Regions from separate parts of the Mus musculus genome. Here region 2 is linked to region 1. Evidence: chromatin contacts called from ENCODE POLR2A ChIA-PET data. All regions are on one chromosome and are shown on one strand. Each heading gives the region's core, a stretch centred on a gene start or an enhancer-like site at or near the end of the contact. The rest is flanking DNA. Distances are from core to core; before and after follow the strand shown.

Evidence for each region. ChIA-PET counts read pairs that join two places held with the same protein, here RNA polymerase II (POLR2A).
Region 2: POLR2A ChIA-PET joins it to region 1 with 11 read pairs in embryonic stem cell. The contact joins two enhancer-like sites. POLR2A ChIA-PET finds 5 or more read pairs at or near these places in 3 of 5 experiments (Patski and embryonic stem cell).

What each region holds. Positions count from the first base shown.
Region 1 is chr17:45,871,200-45,875,381 of GRCm38, forward strand. No RefSeq gene overlaps it. Among named protein-coding and RNA genes, the nearest start is that of 4930542M03Rik, 8.2 kb to the right of the region's middle. Within about 2 kb of position 2,477, at least 1 of the 3 ENCODE cell types and tissues checked has a DNase peak (open chromatin) inside an H3K27ac peak, as active enhancers do.
Region 2 is chr17:46,072,351-46,076,532 of GRCm38, forward strand. No RefSeq gene overlaps it. Among named protein-coding and RNA genes, the nearest start is that of Mrps18a, 37 kb to the right of the region's middle. Within about 2 kb of position 1,726, at least 1 of the 3 ENCODE cell types and tissues checked has a DNase peak (open chromatin) inside an H3K27ac peak, as active enhancers do.

The sequences.
Region 1 (4,182 bases), core at 1,227-3,726:
CCTCACAGGTACAGTGACACCTCCAGACGCCACCCCCACCTGGCCCCCGCCCTCTGTACTTCCTCCTCCCTCTGTACTTTTGCTGACCAAGGTTGATGGAGCTTGCTCCCCACAGAGAGCTTGCTGACCTTCCAAGTCTAGCAAACAGGGCAGTCCTCTGCCTCGTTAGGTCCTAGGGTTCTGCCCACGTGAAGGTTAACCTATACTGAAGCCAGCTTCCGTCACATCCATCCCTCTGGAGATCCTAGAGTACCTTGTAAGTGTCCAGGGTGCGTCCGTCCCAGACCCACCCCTTCCCTCAATGGGGACACAAATAAACAAATAAATAGATGAGTGAAAAACCAATCTATACTTTATCCTTCTCCCCCAGCCTCTGGCCTCAGGGCACATCTGTCTCTTCCCCACTGTGAGGAGAGGAAGAACCAGGGAAGACAAGAATGGGCACTGGCTCCTCCCCCAGGGAGTTCAGGGGGGCTCCTGGGGACACAGCATGGGCAGAGTGGAAAGACAGAACTGGCTCCAAGTCTGTGTAGGAGTGGGAATAGAACCCTGGAGGGCTTCTAGAAGGAGGTGTCACTGGCTCGAGGTTCTAAAAGCCAAACCTGAATTTATCAATTGCCCACAGAGCCAGGGAATGGACATTTGGAACAGCTTGTGCCAAGGCACAGAAATGCAGCCTAGCCTGGGGTGTGCTGGGACTAGTCCAACTGACTCCGGGTAACCGGGCGACATAGATAATTGGTTGGGAAGGGAAGTGGTTGGGCTAAGATGGGTTGGAAAACCTGCTAAGCCTTGGCACTTCGAGCTGGGTCTTTCTACCTACCGCGTTTAAGCAGGAGAGAGCGTGGTCAACATTTAGCAAGGTGTCTGATAAGGAGATAGGAGGCCTCTGTAGTCAGGCAGAGGACAGACAGGGCTGGGGGCCAAGAGAGGGTAGTGCCAACTGAAATGGCAACACACTCCCTGACCCTTACTAGGTGTCCTGTTTCCTTAGTTTGTTGAGGAGACGGGGTCCACAGAGTTAGAGACCCCGGAGTGACTGAGGGTGTTTGGTGGCTCAGAGGCAGCTGCCTTCTCTCTCCTGCACTCAGAACGCCACTCTGCATAGCCAAACGGTGTTCAAAGAAAGTTTGCTACTGGGCAATTGCTTCAGCTCTGTGGTTTTCCGTTCAAGAGAGAGCCGAGTTCATTGAACTTTAGGGCAGCTGTTCCCTGGTCTTCTCTCCACAGCAATAATACAGTTAATGGGATTATTTCCTGCACACAAGATCAGGGCTGCTAAGAAAACACGGCGAGGGCTGTTTGCAGAGGCCAGGCTGAAAGGCAAGCTCACGGCAGGAGGAAGAACGGGGCGGGATTCCACACGGGCTCAGGTGGAGCGATGCCATCCACCTCCGTTTGCCTTGCCTTCCATATGCCTTGCCCTCTGCCTCACTAGTCTGTGATTCACAGATTTCTCAGGGCTACCGGCCCAGTTCCCTGACCTCTCAGGTGCCAGGTTAGCCAGCGGCCGCCCGGGTGCAGAGGGATGTCCAAGAGCTCGTGGGACACATGTCCTTGTAAATGGGGTCAGAGATTCAGCAAGGGGCTATAGATGAGTGGGTAGCTTGTCTTGGGGTCACACGGCCAGTTGCGATAAGACCTGGCTCGGAGAATGGGGCATGGGAAATAGGAAATTACTGGCCGTGGTTATTTAGCTAGCTAGTAGTCTGAAGTGGGGAAACTGAGGTTTGAAGAAATGAAAGGGTTTGCCTAAGCACCAACAGTCCAGAGGTGGTAAAAATTTAAGATGGGCCCCAGGAGAGGTCTCATCTCTCATTAAATCTGAGGTCCCCCCACCAACCACCATCCCCCATCTCTTCTTAGAAGCTACCGTGGATCACCCCCTGTTTGCTGAGTCTCAATACCTGCCCCCCTCCCGCCCCCGACTGGTGGCTCCTGCCTCTCTGCTGGGGATGTGTGTGTGTGTGTGTGTGTGTGTGTGTGTGTGTGTGTAATTTAGATCTTATCACTCCAGCTCCCAGAGACAGATTTTCACCTGGTCCATCCCAAATCCCCACCGTGTGCACAGGTGCATAGGTGGGTGGGGCCAGAGGACATTCCAGGAGCCAGGAGACAATGGCGGGGGTTAACAGGGCCATCCTCTTTCACACCTTTGATTCCTCCAGCTAGTAAATCATTCTCCCAGCCCACACAAAGCCGTCTTTGAGAGTAGGTCTAGTCCCTGCACCCCATCCCACCCCAGAGTCCTGTGCCGCGGGTAGGCAGAGGCTACTCAGGTCGCAGAGTGTCCGGGAGTGTGACAGGTCCTGAGTTCTCTGCCCCCACCGGCATGGGGATCAGGTTACCCCATTTAATCCCTGCCCCTCCATCCACCCTCTTTCTGCCCATTGTAATTTATAATGGAGGCATGATGATGCAACCTGCTAATTACATTGCTGGATTTCCAACACATCCCTGTTTCTCTGACTCAGGCGGCGGGGCAGGAGGAGCAGCCGGCTCTGCTTTGTGGCTTATCAGGACCGGGTTATTCAGCTCACACCCGACCCGCCTCCCCCAGCCTCCTGTCTTTGTTAGCCAGAGCTTGCATCACCTCCCGCTTTCCATTTCTCCGGAATTTTTTTTTTTAACGGCTCTTTTTTTATGAGCCGCTCCATCTTGTTAGCTAATGAATGACTGTGGGCCAGCCGTGAGCATTGCTTTGTGCCTCTATTAAATGTTACACGATCGCAATTATAAGCTAACAAGGGACAGCTAATGATAATAATAATAAAGAAAAAAGATAATCTATTTTGTGGCCTGGGGGTAGACATGCGACTCACTGCCTGGTTCCCCGGGCTGAATAATTCAGAGCCTTGGGGGAACCACAGGCTGGACAGGCCATCAAAGCCTGGGGGAAGGAGGGGAGGATGGCCGCTCCGGGCCTGTTAAGAGCATGGCAGGCAGGAGAGCAATGGTGTTACCTCTAAACTTCTGGAGCACCCTCCCCCCCAACCCCCATGAAGGAATCCAGGTTCCTACAGGCAGGTGTCTGGTTTGTTGTGGTTGTCCCTCTGAGTCTGTCATTGCCCTAAGCCCCTCTCCACAGTGAGGCAGAGCGGGCTTGTACCGGCACATGGGGGAGGGGCGTCACACCACTGTTGTCCTTTCTGTGGTGGCTCAGATCTCTCTTTACCACCCATACCCCACGCAGCAGGATGTGAGGGCAAGGAGAAGGAACTCCATGGGATGGCAAGATGGCGTCGGCTCCTGAAGCCCCGAGGACTTGAGCTGGATCCCCAACTCCCATAGCAGAAGGACAAAACTGACATCTGAGGGTTGTCCCCTAACTTCCACCATTTAAAAATGAAACTCTTGGGTTCTGATGTAGGCAAGTTATACGCTCCTTGGGCCTAGGTTTCCCCTTCTCATACTGGCGTCCCACGTGCACTGCGGTTGCCTTCCCCGCTCCACAGCGCCAAGGCTGTGCCACTCATGGTTGGCATTGCTTTCAGTAGGTGCTCAATCCATGTTCCATGAGTAAGTGGCTGAGACTAGGCTGGGGAGGTAGCTCGATGGGTAGACTCCCCAGCACATACAAAGGCCAGCCTTAGCCATCAGCACCACATAAGCCTCTGCTAACCCCAGCACTAGGGAGCTGGGAACAGGAGGACCCTAGGTTCTCAGTCACCCTCAGTGACCTAGTGGCTGTTAGTCTGAGCCACCTGAGACACTGTATTTAAAAAGAGTAGCTGGAATTAAATTTTCTCCAGGTGACCTGGGATATTGGGCTTATTTCTAGGTGCCTCCCATATGATACTTGATATATTTATCCATCTTCTGTTGCTATCACAAAATACCTAAGACTGGGTACAAAGGTATTTCATATAGAAAAGAAGTTTATTATAGAAGCTTGCAGCTCTAGAGACTCAGATTGGCTTTTGTTAGGAGCTCATTGGAGATGGTATCCCATTGATATGCAGTGATGTGTGTAGAAGAGATTATACAGAAGTCGAGAGACCCGGGGACCAGGCTAGCTCTTTTCAACAGCCTCTTCTTGGTGTGAACTTACTTGCTCCTTGAGACCAGCATCAATCCCTTCTGGCACTAGTGACTACCTTCAAACTATAGCACCAGACATCTTCCCATTAATGTTGCCGGGGAGGCCTTTTTAAACTCCGTTTTAAAGCAGAGGTTTAAACT
Region 2 (4,182 bases), core at 476-2,975, 200 kb after region 1:
TGTGAATAAGATGAAGTCCCTACCCATGACATCTACACGGCATCATCCCATCCATCCAGCAGTGTTCTGAGCCATCTGGGAGACAGATGTGGAGCACATGAGGACATAAGTAGATCTCTGTTTTTATGACCCAGACCCTCAGGCTCATATTTGAGGATGCTAAGATAGATGTGGCTAGACTACGTCTGCCATTTACATTTGAGCTCAGTACCTACCCTCTCTGGGCTTCTGTTTGCTCTGACAGCTTTCTTGTCTGCCTGGCTGTGTGTATGTGAGGGTTGACACACCGAGAGTGCCATCTCAGGTGTTCTGGTTGTTCTACGTCAGCACCTAGACAGGTCGTCAACACACAGACAGTGCAGAATAGAGTGGTGGAGACCCAAGTCATCCTGGGAGCACGGAGAGGAGCGTCACAGTGCCAGGTGCCACTCAGCCAGAGAAAAAAGAGGGGTTGGACACAGATTCCCTCCCCACTTTATCTAGCCCTGCTTCTCTGGTACCCACTGGCCGCCCACAAGGAAAGTATCTCTCTAAGGGATAGCATAGGTGGGTAAAGGTAAAAACAAAAACAAACAAACAGAACCAGACCATGGTCTGAGGATGGAGCTCAGTGGGTTGAGCTCTTCCCTGGCAGTCAGAAAGCCCTGGGTTCGATCGCCAACATATAAACCAGGCATGGTGGACCACAACGTATGTAATCTCAGAAGTTGAGAGATGGAGGCAGGAGGTCCTCTGAGTTTCATGCTGTGGGATGTATGCACCACACGCATCATACACACACACACACACACACACACACACGCGCGCGCGGCAAATAAATAAAAAATAAATAGAATATAAAAACGTAAACCCCATCTCTCTTCATCAAAGATACACTCGTGGCCGTGGACCCACCCCTCACCAGGGCGGGCAAGACAGTGCCATGCCTTTCTTAGTCATGTCTTCCAGGGCCCTTGCTCTCCGAAGTGCCTGTGGCATCTGTGAGATGGTATAGGTAGGGGACAAAAAAAGCAAGGGCAACTCCCATTCAAATCCCTTCCTGGACCCTTTAGTTCCATGTCCCTGAGCGACCCTTTTGTCAGCCCCATGGAGGGAGGGCAAAGACTCCCCCTTCCAGATGGGTCCAGGGAGGCAAGAAGAACCTACATCATTCTTAGGCACTTGGCTCAAAATGGTAGTGAGCTGACAGGGTTAGAGAAACTGGACGGGCAACATTAGCGTTTGCCCTTTAACCTTTCCCCTCATTCTGCTTCACACATAGGTGTGCGGGGAAAGCCTAGTCCACAGAGACAGGGATGTAGGTCTCCAGTGGCTAGAGGAAGGAAAGACAGATACTGCTGCATAGAAGAAAGACTTGAATCTGAGGTAAGAGGTGCAGGTCTGCAGGACAGATAGGTGGAACTGGCAGGAGAGTTAGCTCTTGGAAAACACCGAGGGCAGGGCGGAAGTCAGCCGGTTCTCCACCCGTCACAACAGCATGCTAACATGGGACCATTCCTTGTCTACTAGTCTCTCCCCAACACCACCTGACCAGGCAGCCCCATTCCCAGTCCTGTGCCCACAAGGACCAGGATGTGGGCAATGCAAGCCAGACAAGCCCTGACGTAGACAGCCCCACGACCCCCAAACGCAGCCTCCTCCACAGCCGTAAGTCAAATAGTCCTTGTGGTTTGGCCACCAGCCAAGCGCCCACACCCCAGCTCACGGGACCGCAAACTTCCCTGTTGCATCAGGTTACACAGCGCGTGCACACAAGCCGGGAGCTTGTTACACAACCTTGGTGCGCGCGCTCGACACCCACACCCTCCGGGTAGCCTGCGGGTCACACAGAGGAAACCGCAGCCTTGTGTGTATAGGGCACAGGCTCTATTCCAGACTTTTGGCATCCAGACCCGGAGGATGGACGGGTAGAGAGTGTGTGTTTGGGGGAGGGAGGTGGGGTAGGGTGGGGTGGGGTGAAGACTCCTGGCTGGGAGCCAGGGGCTGGGAGCTCTCCCAGTGCCTTGCTTGCTATGGAACCTCAGGAGCTCACATTTGGGAGCCTGCTTCCTTCCTTCTACCACGACGGTCCAGATGTCCCCACCCTCAGTGCGAGTTAGTTTCCTCAAACCCCTACCAACCTTTCTTTTTTAATGAAAGCAGAGACGGGGCGTTAGATGAGAGGACTTCTAAATGAGCTTTTCTTATTTTATTACACACATTAGTTTTAATCTGGTCAGTTCTCCCATCATGTGTGTTCTGGGTCTTGCACTTCAGTTGGTCAGACCTGGCATGAAGCACCTTTGCCCTCTGAGCCATCCCACCTGTCCTAAGGGGGCCTTTTCTGTTGGAACTCTTCCAGAAGAACTGAGCCCCTCTGTCAAGCTTAGGGAAGGAAATTTTCTTCTGTGCACTTTTTTAAATAATAATTTTTATTAGAATACAATTACATCATTCTCTGTGCACTTGTTCTTTGCATTATCTTAGAGGAAACATGTTTCACTCTACTTTATAGTAAGTGGGGGAGGGGTGCAGTTGAGACATGAACCTCCCTAGGACCCACATGCCCTCTAACCCAGATAGGACTGTAAACTGGTGTTTCGCTAAGCATTTGTGGCAACACAGGTGCAGATAAACTCAGGGGACCTTGATAAAATGAGGTTTACACGTTTCCTATCCTTGGTTACCAACCTGCTGAGCCAGAACAAGAAGAGAGATGCCTTGGGCCCAGGTGGCTTCTATAGAAGGCATCCCTAGAGACTTTCCAGGTCCTGCTGGAAGCTGGGCTCAGTAGGCCATGAGCTCAGGCAGCTGTGGAGGCCTACAAGGACATCAGGGCCAGATGACCAAGATAGTCACTTTCAACTACATGAGGCAAACCTCAAGCACCTGTCCAGAACTGGTCCTGCACCCTGGCTATGCAGACAGGTAATGATGCAAGAGGCCCACTACCTTGCTAAAGTTACTTAGATCTGCAGTGACCCCTGCTGGCTCTAGGCAAATCAGCCATCTGGCGAGAAGGCCAGGCCCTCCTGTCCCCTCTCCACCATCTATCTGCCTTTCTGTCATGCTCCGCATTAGCTTTGACCCAGCCCCGTCAGGATTCCCCCATGACCACACCCCACTAACAGGGTCTCCCTTCTTCCTTCCATCCCTATAGGCAGAATATTGCCTATAGGCAACATGTTACTGAGTTCTGGGGCCAGTCCTGGGGATGTAACTACACAGGACTCAAGGGCAGTCAACCCTGGAAGATCAAGGCCACCACACTAATAGCAAACCTTCCTCGACTTTCCCAGGAAGGGAGCCAACCCCTTATGGTAGATGATCCCTAAGAAATAAACACCATCCCTATATCAGCCCAGTTCTCAGGAGGGAAACTGAGGCACATACTTTTTTTTTTTTTTTCAAAAATTAAGTAATAAAGCAAATGGCAAGTCTCGGCTTGGAAACTACTAAGCCACCACCAACTATGCCAATTTCCCACTAGCTTGTCCCAAGGGCACCTCTAGTATTCAAAGTACAGTCTTATCTGCCCCATGCTCACCGCTTTGGGAAAGGGTGACTCAGTAGGCCTTGCCCATGCCCTTCAGAAATGGCCCTGTCATCTACATGTGATTGTCATTGAACTCTTTCTTGGAAACCTACAGATTTCATTTTTGTGCCTGGGACTCGCCCTCCTCAATAAAAGCAGCTTAGCTGGAGCTGACTCTGCCTTGGGGGGTGGGGGGGTGGAGTGGGAGGGGGATAACACGACATAGGATTTACACCTGGCCATTCAAGTGCCAGCACATTTTGACCACAGTGACTGGCTCAGAAAGGACATATGACCAACCCTGGCCAATCAAAGGCAGTCCCAGGATTTTCCTGAAGCCACTGGGAACAAAGACTAGCTTTCCATTCTAAAGCTGCTGAATAGGTGTGTGTGTGTGTGTGTGTGTGTGTGTGTGTGTGTGTGTAACTGTTAGGAGCTTTGCCTGGGGGACATTATGCCAAAGAAGGAAGTCCACACAGGACAACAGAGGCCAAAGTCCTGACGACATATTGTCCAGGCTGTGCCAAAGACAGACCCACCCCTGAACTTCTCAGTGGCAGAAACCAATAAATACATACACACACACACACACACACACACACACACACACACACACACACACTGGCCCCTATTGTTGTCTCCACCACATATGAGTTGAGTCCCTGTTC